2 separate regions of the Homo sapiens genome follow, and region 2 is linked to region 1. Evidence: read pairs that join two places in POLR2A ChIA-PET (ENCODE). Cell type or tissue: K562. All regions are shown on one strand. Links, peaks and the distances in the headings refer to the core of each region. The heading gives the core; the rest is flanking DNA.

The links. Peaks named below come from ENCODE experiments on the same cell type or tissue, not always from the same donor. Only the 100,000 strongest peaks of a DNase experiment are listed, where the experiment ranks them.
Region 2: POLR2A ChIA-PET joins it to region 1 with 5 read pairs; 3 of 35 experiments call an interaction of 5 or more read pairs at or near these places.

Annotation. Positions count from the first base shown.
Region 1 is chr2:23,795,415-23,803,193 of GRCh38, forward strand. ATAD2B (ATPase family AAA domain containing 2B) reads right to left here. Exons shown (of 28, transcript NM_017552.4): 19 at 2,724-2,909. Among named protein-coding and RNA genes, the nearest start is that of ATAD2B, 130 kb to the right of the region's middle. In K562, for the core only: no CTCF peak of the experiment used is centred there; no DNase peak of the experiment used is centred there.
Region 2 is chr2:24,005,956-24,013,734 of GRCh38, forward strand. It overlaps MFSD2B (MFSD2 lysolipid transporter B, sphingolipid), which reads left to right and starts at 4,130. Exons shown (of 14, transcript NM_001346880.2): 1 at 4,130-4,237; 2 at 7,330-7,455. The coding sequence starts at 4,142. In K562, for the core only: a CTCF peak has its summit at 5,436; DNase peaks (open chromatin) are centred at 4,126, 4,756, 5,156, 5,566 and 1 weaker place; H3K4me3 peaks cover 2,551 bases.

The sequences.
Region 1 (7,779 bases), core at 861-5,860:
TCTGAGAATTGGTTTTGTACTGCCCACTCTCTACTTCATTTCTTCCATAGATCTGGCAACTTGCTAACCTACAGCTACTTGGTCTACAACTCTCTGTGCTACTCATTCATTCACCAAATATTTATCAATATGTGCTAAATATTAGAGATTACTATCTTAGTTTGTGACCTAAAGAAAGCAAGCAGGCTAGGCGCAGTGGCTCACCCCTGTAATCCTAGCACTTTGGGAGGCCGAGGTGGGAGATCACCTGAGGTCAGGAGTTCAAGACCAGCCTGGCCAACATGGTGAAACCCCATCTCTACTAAAATACAAAAATTAGCTGGGCATGATGGCAGGTGTCTGTAATCCCAGCTACTCGGGAGGCTGAGACGGGAGAATCACTTGAACCTGGGAGATGGTGGTTGCAGTGAGCCAAGATCACGCCACTACACTCCAGCCTGGGTGGCTGAGTGAGACTCCATCTCAAAAAAAAAAAAGAAAAAAGAAAAAAGAAAGCAAGCATTCTAATGGTAGACCTGAAATTAAATTGTAAGGCTTAGCTGGACATGGTGGCTCACACCTATAATCCCAGCATTTTGGGAGGCTGAGGCAGGAGGATCACTTGAGACCAGGAGTCAAGACCAGCCTGGGAAACATAATGAGACTTCGTCTCTACAAAAGTAAGTAAACAAATAAAATAAAATGTTAAGACTTGGGAACAGAGGAGAATTTCCTACAAACTATTAGTATAAAACATGTTATATAATCAAAAGAGAATTCCCATAATCTTCAGCCCACAAATACGATATCCACGATAGCTTTAAAAACTACTTATAAAGACAAAAGCGAGAGGGAAAGGAGCTGAAATTTCAGAATTCAATGCTGGCAAATTTCTAATATTTTAGATAGTAATTATGGGTATTGGTAAATAAATACTGAAAAAGGTTACTAGTCAGTGGGCTTTCTGAATCCATTATAAGTTATGACAACAGTATAACATTGGAAATGTACATGATATAATGTTAGCTTTAAAATACTAAACCAACAGTAAAATTACATATGCATATGGGCAACAGAAGTAGGTAAAATAAAAACTGCTTATCAAGAAGTTAGGCTCATCAAACTTTTATTTAGAAATTTTTCAAACAATATAGAGGGAAATTTTCAGGGAATATTCCCTATATATTCCCAACTAGAACCCTCATGTATCCCACATTTTAACTCTTCTCTTTCTTTTTATAAAATTAGAATAAAACTGATAAAGAGGATCTAACTTGTAAAGTGGCTCCCAGGTTATATCCAGGTTCAGTCCATTCCTCTAAATTTCAACTTCAGCTGCATTCCTACTTTATAATACTAATACCAAACATTTAATAGCTCCATGGTTTCAAAAGAAATTCACGTATACTGTCTCACACCAATGACCCTGTCTGTTATTATCCACATGTTATAGATGAAAATGAAGCAATTATACGTTCAAGTATTTATCTAAGATCAAAAGACTAGTAAGTCAATACCCTGGTTTTTCTAACTCTTGCTACATAAAGCATTCTATTAAACTTTATTAGCCTCTATGATAAACATTTTGATTAGTGATCTTCCTATACTATCAGATATTGAATAATCAAAAATGAATTACTCTACATTTAATATATTTTCCTTACAAAAAGCAGTAAAGTATACAAATCTATTTTAGCAAGATAACTAATGAAAGCTGAAACACAAAAGAACTCAGTAAACAAACACTTTAACCATAAAATTCTACATAATCAAGATTTATATTATAGCACTTAAAACATGTAAATCTTTTATATAAACATCATTCCTACTTTGTCTCCTGGGGAAAATATTTCTAAGCATTTCTAAAGGAGACTATTTCAAGACCTAGTAAGCTCAGGGTATTAAAACAATTTTTAAAAAATCAATTTCACTCAAGTAAGATGATCTACTATTTTTTTCTGAATCAACTATGATTTTACCTTAGATCTGAACTCAAAGTTAGACTTCAGATTTGAAAAATACGTGTATTAGTAATAACATTCAAGTTAACATGGTGCTATCAATGAAAGGGCTGAAAGGTCAAATCTCATCAAATGACCCCACAGATGATAAGGATGAAAAGGATATAACTGATAGTGATATAGCCACAATTTTCTTAGAAAGCTGAGTATCCCTTTTCCAAAATGCCTGAGACCAGATGTGTTTCAGATTTCAAACCTTTTCAGATTTTAAAATATGTGCATATATATATAACGAGATTATCTTGGGGATGGGATCCAAGTCTAAACAAAATTCATTTAAGTTTTATAAAAACCTTATACACATAACCTGAAGGTAATTTTATACAATGTTTTTAATAATTTTGTGCAAGAAACAAAGTTTTGACTGCAACCCATCACGTGAGGTGTCAAATTTTCCACTAGTGGCTTCATGTCAGCACTCAAAGAAGTTTCAGGTTTTGAATTTTTGAATTAGAGATGCTGAATCTGTATATATATAATTCAGGTTTTGTTCTAAGCATAAATTATCTCAATCTTTATAACAACACTGTGGAATACCACTATACCAAAAAAGAAACTAAAACTTAAATAACTTACCTACATCATACAGCTAATAGGCAGTTACACCCAGGATATAAACCCTGGCAGTATTAATTTTATAATAATTAAAAGGTGTCCAATTTACAGAGTCAACTATTTTAGAACAATATAATAAGGAAAGATAAATATTTAATCAGTTCTTACCTCTTCAGGCAGTTCACTGTACATGGTTTCAGAGGTAGACAATAAAAATATAGGTGAAAATGATGGTATATCTTGTAGCAATGTCAGAAAAGTTGCTCTCACAGTTTCACTGACAGCTTCCCACCAATCCCCAATGTGAGGCATGTAAACAATACTAGGTACTGTTCTTCGAGCTTCACGAAAAATCTAATTAAGGAAAAAAACCAACATTAAACAACTCAAATTGATTATTCTAAAGTCTACCCAGTAATCTCCAAATACATGAAATATGTCAGGCCTATTATGGTCATTAGTTTCAGCCTCAAAATTTAAGTTCAAGATATGATGCACAAGCCTTACACAGCTTCAATCTACCCTTGCCCCACCAAAAAAAAAAAAAGTATGTTTTGCCCTATCAAAAAAAAAAGTATGTTTTGCCCTTTAATTATTCCTATTCAGTATATATTAACAGTGGAAGGTATCAAATTGCTCCACTTATCTAGCATGTAAAGATAATAAAGCAAAACACCACTGTAAAATATGCTGCAAATAAAGAGATAAACATACACCTATGGCACTCATGTGATATCAGTAAACTTTACAAAAAGAACAACAACATAGTTTACATTTTTGAGCACCTTGACTAAAATCATACAATATATAATCATTTTAACCAAGATGTACCACCCTAGAGCTTAAAATTAATGAACTACTTGCTGAAACAGTCATTCACCTCCTCCCATTATCTTAGTTCAATATTTTATAAAATAGTCACAAAATACTCTAACTTATCTAAAGAGCAAATGATAGCAAAGAGCTCTGCGACACTTCCATTGTCAGAAAATACAGAATGAATTTTTCCTCAGGTGTTAAAAAGTCTTAACCATAGTTTCAATCACGCTCTGCCAACACACACCAATAGGGACCAGGTTGGCTATTAGTAAGCTGCCAAGCTGAATTAATGTCCCTTACTTATTAAGTCAACAGTTTAATATCCCACCAACAAATTCTGACATGTTAATAGGACATTTCTCATTATCTTTAACAAGTTTAATTATAAAAATCTTTCTTCCATTTTGAGAATTCTATTCCTAAAATGCTCGACTTATTTTCCCTTATTTTTAACACATTTCAATTAGCCTATGTAATATACAAGATATAGAAATAAGAATTTAGCTGGGCACGGTGGCTCACGCCTGTAATCCCAGCACTTTGGGAGGCTGAGACAGGCAGATCACTTGAGGTCAGGAGTTCAAGACCAGCCTGTCCAACATGGTGAAATTCCACCTCTACTAAAAATCCAAAAATTAGCCAGGTGTGGTGGCACACGCCTGTAGTCCCAGCTACTCAGGAGACTGAGGCAGGAGAATCACTTGAACCCGGGAGGTGGAGGTTGCAGTGAGCCGAGATCACACCACTATACTCCAGCCTGGGAGACAGTGAGACTCCATCTCAAAAAAAAAAAAAAAAAAAGAAAAGAAAAATTTAATATTTAAAATGATTGGGATTATCGGAAACTATCCTAAGAATCAAGTATTATTTTTCTTTAATGAGTAAGCTTACCACTTGCATACATTTTTTAAATAGTGTATTTTATACAGCTTTCAACCTTCTGTGTAAAATAAAAGGTACTGCCAATTCAATAATAAACCAGATGAAAGAAGCTCAAATAATAATTGGAAAAAATGTAGATGTTATGATCACTCACATCAAAAGTAATATTTGCTCCTTCCCTTCCTTAATATTTGCATATCCACCAATCCAGAACAGTTGTACAGTACAACTCCTTCAGGACTCTCAAATTTTGACCTTTTCTGCAAACACGTACCCTCCTATCCTGGATCTTGGAAATCCAAGGATTATTTTTTTCCAAAGTTCTTGTAGAAAATTCATAAGAGAAAAACAAGCATAAATATTGGCAAAAGGAAAGAACCATGCAGAAGCACAAAGGCAACTGAGGCACTTATTTAAAAAAAAAAAAAATTACATGCCACCCAAATCAGGCATGGTTACGTGGAAGACAGTGACCAACTCCTTTTGTCACTTTCCAGTTCCCCACTCTGTGCTGGTAAAACAAGAAAGAGTCAGCAAGGAAACAAAGGTGATCATATGAAAGACTAACCAGCTATAGGTTACTAAGAAACCTCACAAAGCCAATCACTTAATTCAGCCATGCAAGCTACCACATACATGCCCAGGGTATGAGAGAGATAGGAAAACATGCCTTTAAAAAAATGAAATTTTGCCTTTCATTCTAGTACTTCTAGGTTAGATTTTCCAGGAACATGTGTTGAGAACATCTAGCCATTAACAAGTATCAAAGAGGATGAGCAAAGCAACAGAAGGTTAAGTGATAACAATTTGACAGAGTCAGAAGTTAACTACAGGTGTCTTAACTGTATTTGCAAGGGTGAACTACATACAATCATCACCAGCTCTAAGAGTTGAGGTTTGTTTTTTTCTGTTTCTTTTTTTCCTCCAATTGTCTCAAAATTAACATGATATTGAACTCAAATTGAACATGATGTTGTATTGACCCCATTAAAAAATTTAGAAATTTGTCCACATTTCCAAAAAATTTCTTATTTTCATCTCATCTTCTCAAAATTAACAAATTGAACATGATATCCTAGTGATCCAATTAAAAAAAAAATCTCGAAGCTTTTTACTTCCAAAGCCTTTAGGAAAATGTCCTTCTTGATTAAAAAAAAAATTTATATTTGAAAACCTATTGGGGAAAAAAATCAGGCAAGTCTAAGATGAACATGGAAAAATAAAAAGGCTTCGCCTTTCTGATCTATGAGTGTATAATTACATGAATTGAGAATTAACCTAACTACATGAAATACCAACATCTATGAAATATTTTTGTAATTTTTCTCCTAAGTCTTTAGAGGAAAACCATCCTTAATTTCTACAAAAACTAAAAAGCACTATTAAAACAAGCTTTCTTTTAAATTCCTTATTCTATGTTATCTCAGAATATTAAAATAAACTTTTATATTTTCTTTAGATTTATAACCAGTCTGTTCTAATTCCCATTTTGTAATAAAAATTCAAAAAGAACAGAGTTTGAGAATAGCATTTAAAAATTCTTATAGTATAAGCAACAGGAAAAAAAAAAGTTTAATACTATTATGATTTTTTTCTGTAATATAAAAACAGCTCTTCAGCAGTTTGCTGGTAACTTTTAAAGTGTGGAGTAAAATACACTCTGTGAAATCAAATACCAGATAATTCAGAGTAGAAAAATATAGCCTAGTTTCAATGAAGCGGCAACTGGCTTGGGAACAAGTGATGCCATTTGAGAACTAGAAAAATACTCACCTATAGGGTGTCTTGGATTGGTGGATGTGCAAGGTGTAGTAGAAAACAGAAAAACTGTTATAGAAAAAAAAAAAGACAGTAGGCCAAATTACTGAACCAACCGTTTCAAAATACCTCTGACATGACCAGCACTCTTGCACAAGTAAAATGAACAAATACCAGCATATGTGAACTGTTCATTTTGATTCTTTATTACAACATTATACTCCATTTCCTTCTGACCTCCTTCTTGCCACAGACATCATAAGGACCTTAGATAACTAATTTTTTTAAAACTTTCTTTATTAAAAAAAAATCACAAACTACTTCCTCTAAATATTAAAGATATTAAAGGCAAAAATCAGGCCATTGAAGTTAGAAGTATCCATCCAAGGAAGCACTCATGATATAACTCTTGCACTTACAAGAGTTCTAATCATCTCAAAAGCTAAACTTTGAAGTCAGCATTTTAGCCATGAAATTAAAATGTTCCATCCATGAAAATCTAGTGTATTTTTAAACTAAGAATTTATAGTCCCACAACAAGCCATTTCCTTTAGAAATTGAAAACTAGAAAAATTTTAAACCCAAATGTGAATGAAGCAGAAAGCTCAAAGCCAGTATCACTTTTACCTGCCTAAAGAGGGCAATATAGAAAAGAGGGAAACAAATTTGTGTCATCAAGAAACTTCCAGAACTTGTCTCAATCACTTAATAGTATTATAAATATATTAAAATTATAAAGCACAGGTAAAAGAAAAATGTTGGGAGCTAAAACATCCTCAATATTTATAAAAATTAAAAGGCACTAATAAATAAGTTTAATTCTTTGTGCCATGCTATCAGAAATTATTAAAATAAATAACATCTGTGCATTGCTGGTGGCTTTATTCCATTTTTATCCCTTTACTCTATTTATATTCCCTTCATATAAGATTTATTGAGAATCTCTTGTGAAAAGAAGGCACTGTCTGGATTCTAAAGATTCAGGATTCAATAAATAAGGTACAAATTTCTTTACATGCACATAAAATCAGCCTGTTATAAAACACACCTGTACTAGTTTCTGAACTATGGTAGTAACACAAATTAGCATTTTATGAAAATTAAATCACTTAAATTCTTTTTCTAATATTTTCATTCCCTAAGGACTTCAAGAATTTCAGTAAATGTGACACACTCCAGGTCAGGATAATTTAACTTGTCTACAACTCAAAAAAAAAAAAAATTTAAGAAGTGTTGCTATGGAAAAAGTCAGATATCCATGTGAGCAAACACAAAAGCATCCAAAATATACACAGACTGCTACAGAGAAATCCAGAAATCTATAAGCACAAACACAAGAGCAACCGAAGTATACACACAGGTAAGTACATTATTAATACTTTCATGCTATTCAACCAAAAAGAATTTCCCCTGTGAAATTCCAGATAACAATTTCTTTCTGGGGAAAGAAATGCATTTAAATTTTCACCAAGAAAAGACCTTATTCACCTTTTGAAATTATTCCCAACACCACACAGTACATAAACTCCAAAGCTTTTCAGACCATATATAAATGTATTAATTGAATGAAACCTCTCTAATAATTAAAAAGATAAAATATAGCACGCTTATCAGTCCCTTTTTTCTAAATCAACAATAGAAATATACAGGAGGCAAAAATTATATTTGAGGATGTCAGAAAAAGAGAATCATAGTTTTGTTTTGTTTTTTAAGAGTGTTAATACCAAAGGTCTTTTACTACCGATATTAACATCTCCTGCCTTGT
Region 2 (7,779 bases), core at 1,124-6,123, 210 kb after region 1:
AATTAAAAACTACTAGTAACATTTTGATGTGCATCCTTTCAGATATTTTTTAGTATATCAGCTTTTAGTCTTGTTTTAATTAAAAGGCAGCTGCCTTTGTTATTTAATCCTACTTTATTGAAATCTAATTTGTCTTTTGCATTAAAAATTACATTATGAACTTACCATCACTTTAAATAGAATACTGACTGTTAGGGAAATGACTTTTATTATAATTACATTTTTTGCTGTCCAAAAGAGTTATTGTTTAATTTTTTTTTTTTTTTTGAGATGGAGTTTCACTCTTGTTGCCCAGGCTGGAGTGCAATGGTGCGATCTCAGCTCACTGCAACCTCCACCTCCCAGGTTCAAGCGATTCTCCTGCCTCAGCCTCCCAAGTAGCTGGGATTACAGGAGCCCGCCACCACGCTTGACTAATTTTATGTTTTTTTAGTAGAGACGGGGTTTCGCCATGTTGGTCAGGCTGGTCTTGAACTCCTGACCTCAGGTGATCCACCCACCTCAGCTTCCCAAAGTGCTGGGATTACAGGTGTAAGCCACTGTGCCCAGTCATTTTTTAATTTTTAAAATTGTTTTTACCTGCTGCCTTTCAAACTTAAAATTGCAGTAGTATAAACAACAAAGTACAAGTGTTGAGAATGCAATATTTCCAAACCTTTTAAAAATGCGTATCAGTAGGATGTACTTGAAAGTAGATTGATTATCTAGCTGAACACAGTGGCTCACGCCTGTAATCCCAACACTTAGGGAGGCAGAGGCAGGAATAAAGCTTGAGCCCAAGAGTTCGAGACCAGTCGGAGAAACATAGCAAGATCCTATTCTCCACAGAAAGGAAAAAAAAAAAAAACCCACAAATTGTAAAAGTAGATTATCTAAAGAAACTTTGGCTTTAGTTTATATTTAATTTCCAAGGAATTAAATATTTAGCACATGCATTATCTAATCTATCCTTGTATTTGCAATCAGGGAAACAAAATGTACCCATTTTGTAGATTAAGGAATTAAGACATATAAAATGGAATGACTTGCTCTAAACTGGGTAGTGTATCCTTTAGGATTAGATTTAGCTGTGACAGAAAATCCAGAATAATAGTTGCTTACAAGGTCAAATTTTATTTCCCATGCAAAAGTCCAGAGGGAAGCAGTTCAGGGCTGGTAGATCAACCTCATAAAATCATCAGATTCCTGTACTGTTGATCTGCCAATCTCATCACTCTGTAGACTTGGGGTCTCAGGGTAGCTGCACTAGCACCAGCCGACACATTTGTATTTCAGCCAATAGGAAGAAGCAGATATCTTTCCTTTTAAACAGCTTTATTGAGATGTAATTCACATGCTGTGCAATTCACCCATTTAAAGTATACAATTCAGGCTAGGCCGATGGCTCACTGTAATCCCAGCACTTTGGGAGGCCGAGGTGGATCACCTGAGGATCAGGAGTTCAAGACCAGCCTGGCCAACATGGTGAAAGCACATCTCTACTACAAATACAAAAATTAGCCGGGAGTGGTGGCACATGCCTGTAATCCCAGCTACTCGGGAGGCTGAAACAGGAGAATCACTTGAACCCGGGAGGTGGGGGTTGCAGTGAGCCGAGATCGTGCCCCGGCATTCCAGCCTGGGCAACAAGACTCTGTCTCAAAAAAATAAATAAATAAAAATAAAGTATACAATTCAATGGTTTTTAGTGTATTTATAGGGTTGTGCAACCATCACAATTTAACTTTAGAAAATGTTTGTCCATTCTAAAACCTCACATGCCTTAGCAGTAACTCCCTAGCCCAGTCCCAAGCAACTACAAATGTACATTCTGTCACTCTCTATTTGCCTATTCTAGACATTTGACATAAATGGAATAATACAATTTGTAGTCTTGTGACTGGCTTCTTTTACTTAGCATACTGTCATCAAGGTTCATCTGTGTTGTAGCATGCATTGGTCCTTCATTCCTTTTTCTTGCCCAACAGTAGTCCATTGTATGGATATACCACATTATATTTATTCATTCATAACCTGATGGACATTGGCTTGTGTCCTCTTTGGCATATATATATACACACACACATTATATATATATGTATATATATATGAATGCTGCTAATGAACATTCATGTTCAAGATTTTATGTGAACATGTTTTCATTTCTGTAGGGTGTATACACCTAAGAGTGGAATTGCGGGTCATGTGGTAATTCCACGTTTTACTTTGAGAAACTGCCAAACTTTTCCAAAGGACTGTCACTAGTTTCCATTCCCACTAGCAGTGTATAGGGGTTCTGATTTCTCCACATCCTCCCCAATACTTGTCTCATTTTAATTACAGCCACCCTGTGGATATGAAATGGTGTCTCACTGTAGTTTCGATTTGTATTTCCATGTGCTTACTGTTCATTTGTATATCTTTAGAGAAATATCCAAATTCTTTGCCCATTTTAGAATTGGATTGTCTTTTAATTGTTGAGTTGTGAAAGTTGATTCCAATACAAATCCCTTTTCTCCCATTCTGTGGGTTGTCTTTATACCCACTTGTTGGAATCGTTTACAGCACAAAGGTTTTCATTTTGAAAACTTTTGTAGTTCATCCAGCTTGTGCTTTTGGCGTCCTAAGAAACAATTGCCTGGCCCAATATGATGAAGAGTTGCTTCTGGGTTTTTTGTGTTTGGTTGGTTTTGTTTTTGTTTTTGTTTTTGAGACAGAGTCTCCCTCTGTCACCCAGGCTGGAATGCAGTGGCACGATCTTGGCTCACTGCAATCTCCGCCTCCCGGGTTCAAGCGATTCTCCTGCCTCAGCCTGCCGAGTAGCTGGGATTACAGGCATGAGCCACCGTGCCTGTCCCTTGCTCCTGTTTTTTCATAAGTTTTACATTCTAGGTCTATGATGCATTTTTAGTTAATGTGTACCCCTGTTACTGGTGGAAGGTATCTGAGTCACGTGGCACCAAAATATGTCAGCAGGAGTGAATCTATATGGGTCTGCAGCAACCTCAGTTCCTGCCTCCTCAGAAGAAAGAATTCCACTGAGGGGCATAAGGCAGAAGGAGAGACTGAGGCAAGTTTTAGAGCAGGAATAAAAGTTTATTAAAAAGCTCTACAGCAGAAATGGAAGGAAGGAAAGTACACTTGGAAGAGGGCCAAGCGGGTGACCTGAAAAAGAAGCGCACAGTTTGACCTTTTGACCTGGGGTCTTATGCATTGGCATACTTCTGGGGTCTTGCATCCCTTCTCCCCTGATTCTTCCCTTGGGAGGCCTGCCTGCATGGGCAGTGGTCTGCCAGCACTTGGGAGGGGAGTGTGCACACTGTGTATACTGGAGTTGTACCCATGCTCACTGGAGGCGTTCTTCCCTTACCAGTCCGGTGTCCTTCGAGGGTCACATGTCAGTTAAACTCCGCAATTTGTGTAAGCCCACTTGCCCAGCTCCTGAGATCTTACCGAGAAGCTGATCACCAGTTTCAGGTTTTCTCTATCTATTGGGAGACTGCCTTTCCCTGGCCCCGCTGGATCAATGATCATTTTAGAGGGAGCATAACAACCGCCTGACTGTCGCCTGATGGTTGCCTGACGTACCTGGTTGGAAGCGTGGCCCTCTCCTGCCCTTTTCGAGGCTGACTAGCTACCTGCTGTCACCCCCCTTCCCTTTTAAGGACTTTTCTGGAATGTTGGCCTGTGCCACCTGCTTTTATTCGCTGGCCAGAACTTAGTTACTGGCCATCCCCGTGGTCTGTATAGGAGACTCGACAATGTATATTTCAGGCGTTGGGCATCATGTGTAGCCGGCGGAATGCCTGTTCAGCCATGGTCCAGCCTGAACGAGCGGGCCTCTTGCTTCATTTTGCAGGGGAGCTGCTGCTTGCCCGCGGTCACCCCAGCGGTCTGGCGGAGCCCTTAGCGCGCAGGGCCGCCGTCTGCGGGCGCTCACGCCCCCGGGGATCCACCCCAAGGAGAACGGTCCTGAGGGCCTGCCGGGCCTTTCCCCCCGCGGATTTTGGTTCTTCGCTGTTTCCCTTTGGGGTGCCCTTCGCGGTTTCTGCGTTTCCCCCGCGTTGCCAGCAGCCACTCGCGCCGCGCCCCTAGCCCAGAACCGCCCCTCCCAAGGGCGATAACCCCGAGGGCAACGGCCGCGGGCGGCGCTGCGGTGGCAATGGCGGCGCCCCCTGCACCAGCCGCCAAGGGGTCCCCGCAGCCGGAGCCGCACGCCCCAGAGCCCGGCCCGGGGAGCGCCAAGCGAGGGCGAGAGGTGAGCGGGGCGGCGGGGACCGGGAAGGGGCTGCGTCCTCGGGGAGCTCCAGGGCGTCGCCTCGCAGCCCCTTTTCCAGCTGGGGGCAGCCCGGAGGGGCTCGGCCCAAACCTGCCAGCTCAGGGGCTGCCCTCGCGGGGTTACACGGCTGGGAGCGGGGAGGCTGGTAGGTGCCGGCGCCGGAAAGAGACTAGGACGGGAAGCCTAGCCCTAGCCAAGGAAGTAACTTGGGGATGCGTGGTCATTGCTGTCCTGATTCCCGGCTTAGGGGTCTTGTCCGTGCCACCGCAGGTCCTCCCGGGGTCCCCGAGCTCTGGGCAGGCAGGGCTTTCTGAAGCGCCTGGGGAGGCTGCGTCCTTCCCGACCTCAGGCAGCTGCTGTGGCCTCGGCCTCCCTCCCAGACCCTGGCCTCGCCCAGGCACCAGGCTCCCCTTGGAGGCAGCCTCAGGGAAGGTCCTGGCCATGGGCTCCGACAAGAAGGGAGGAGGGCAGGTGGGAGCGGCGGGGTCTTCGGGGCCCCTTGTCCCTTGCCCGATGCCGCCGGGCCGTGCTGGCCAGTGGGGCTGTGCTGGACGGAGCAAGGGGCCTGGGGCTTCCTGGGCCTCACTGAACGCGCCTGCTCCCTGCTCGTGCCCAGGGCATTCTGTGGCCTCCCCTGACCACCTCAGCCCCCAGCCTGTTCAGGGCTTCCTACGAGGCACCTGGGAGCACAGGATTGCATCCCACAAGAAAGTGAGGTGAGATGAAGGGGCTCTCCGGGGACTCTCACTTCCCAGGGAAACTTAGAAATTCAGGGTGAGATTAACAGCAAGAGGGAAACACTCGCATTGCTGATGAAGTTCCGGCGTGGAATCCTCTTACGACTCTCCGAGGGGTGGCAGCCCCGGTCACTCCAAGGAGACCGAGGTGCCCTGCCCTGGGTCACGCAGCTAGAGATAGCAGGGCTGCGCCCCTCGCCCGGAGCCGCCCCTCCCAAGGGGCTTCTCCTTGTACAGCTCACTGTACAGCTGTACCGGGCTTTTATGACTTTCGGTAAAACTGTCATCCTCAAGACGGCAAGATGGGATCATATCCCTGGCTTCACTTGGAAGTTCTTTCTAAAGTTCTAAAAACTTGCTAGGCCTGTTTTGGGGGATACAAGAGTCCCCATTAGGGGGAGAGGGGGACTGTCACGTTGAATTCTGCCTGTTCTTAAAGTTTTCTGGAAGCTGAAATGATGTTCACACAAATGTCAGAAAAGAATCATCCTGCCCCCAGTGTGGTTTTCCCCTGTGGGTAGGAAGAGTGTGCAAAGTGTGATAAACCCTTATCTGGGGAGACCTTCCCTTCACAAGAGCCTGCTGGGGTGTCCTGCAAGATGTGGAAATGGGTGAAGCCATGTCATCTCCACTCCCTCCAGCCCCCAGCAAACGATGAGAAAAGAGCCCAGCTTCTTCCAAAGAAACAGCACTTTACACAGGGTCTTCATGGCCATTTATTGCTTCAACGGATATATACTAAGCACCTACTGTATACCAAGCTTTGTTCTAGGTACTGGAAACACCATGATAAATAAAAGGTGGAGTTCATGCTCTCAGAGAGCTTACATTCCTGTAGGGAGAGGCAGGAACTAAATGAAAATATAGCAGGCGGTAAGTACAACTGAGAGAGGTGAGAGGTTAGGGAATGCCTCTTGGAGGAGGTGACATTTAAGCTGGTGACATCAAACCAGAATGACAAGGAGTCACCTTCCAGGCAGAGGAATGGGAAGGGCAAAGGCCCTGAGGCAGCAACAGACTTGATGATTTTGAGGAATAGGAAGGAGCCCGGCGTGGCTGAAGGAGAGCTATTTGAGGTGAGGTGGGTAGGGGGCCGACTGGGTGGACTCCTTAGCCATGATCAGGACTTGGAGTTTTATTCAAACTGCAATGGTATTGACTGAATACCATGGATCTGGAAACAAACAAACAAACAAACAAAACACACACACACACACACACACACACACAAAAACAGACAAAAAAACCCTGCAATAGCAAGCCATTGGAGAGTTTTAATCAGAGAGGAGATGGGATCTGATTATTTATTTATTTATTTATGACTGAGTCTCTGTCACCCAGGCTGGAGTGCAGTGGTGTGATATTTGCTCACTGCAACCTCTGCCTCCCTGGTTCAAGCAATTCTCTTGCCTCAGCCTCCTGAGTAGCTGGGATTACAGGCGGCCACTATGCCTGGCTAATTTTTGTGTTTCTAGTAGAGATGGGGTTTTGCCATGTTGGGCAGGCTGGTCTTCAACTCCTGGGCTCAAGCAATCCACCTACCTCGGCCTCCCAAAGTGCTGGGTTTATAGGGATGAGCCACTGTGCGATTTATGTTATTACAAGAGCACTGGCTGCTGGGTGGAGTGGATTGTAGGGAGCAAGGGCAGACACAGAAGCCACTTAGGAGGCATTCACTGATAGACAAGAACTGGAAAGAAGAATAGATGACTCCTAAGTTTGTGGCCTGAGCCACTGAGGGGACCAGCGGTGCCATTTGCTAGGAGCTGGATTAGACAATGGAATGGCCATCAGGAGCTGTATGTAGACCATGCTAAGCTGAGACGCCTGCCAGGCATCCCTGGAGGGCTGTGGGTAGGCAGGCTATGGGTAAATGAGCTATCGCCTCATTTACTCATCGAAGAAACAACTTTGTGAAGTTGGCAGGGATGTTGCATTTGACAGATGAGGAAAACAGGCTTAGAGAGATGATGTGATTTATTCAAGGTCACATAGAGGGGTAGGTGACAAAGGCAGGCTCAAGCCCAGGTCTCCTGACCTGCAGCTTACACGGCCGTGCTGACTCAGTAAATGATGGCGGCTTCAGCAGGAAGCCCAGGGTAAGATGTCCAGAAGAACTTCCCCCCTGGAAATGTTTAGAGGTCAGGGTTTAGGATCTTTTTTCTCTTCGTCTCACTTCCTCTTAGGATGACATGGGGGCAAAATGGGGCTGAGAGGTTGCTGGAAAAGCCCTGAAGACATCACAGAGACTCAGGATGTTTACTGAAGTCATGGGGTGTGGGGACCTGTTTTGTGTCTGTTGGGAGAAGGGCTTAGTTCCTGTGTCTCCTCCAGGACAGCAGAGCCGGTCGCCTCTCATTCTGTACAAAGGTGTGCTATGGCATTGGTGGGGTCCCCAACCAGATAGCCTCCAGCGCCACAGCCTTTTACCTGCAGCTTTTCCTGCTTGATATAGCACAGGTAAGTGTGGGCAGTAGCCCAGTCTCTGCTGGCATCTTCCTTGGGGTCTGGTCCTTCCACCCCCACCTCTGCTTCTGCTCCCACTATCCTTGTAGACAGCACTTCTGACACGAGCTCAACAAAAAGCCAGAAGCCAATGAGGGCAAGGTACTCAAGAATGTTTACTGCAGCCTGTTTGTAGTGGGAAAATGAGAAACAATGTAGATCCCCGACAATATAGAAGCAGTTGGCTAAGTAAGCTGTATCATAGCCACATAATAGACCAAGCCTGTCCAACCCGCGGCGGGACGGCTTTGAATGCGGCCCCACACAAATTTGTAAACT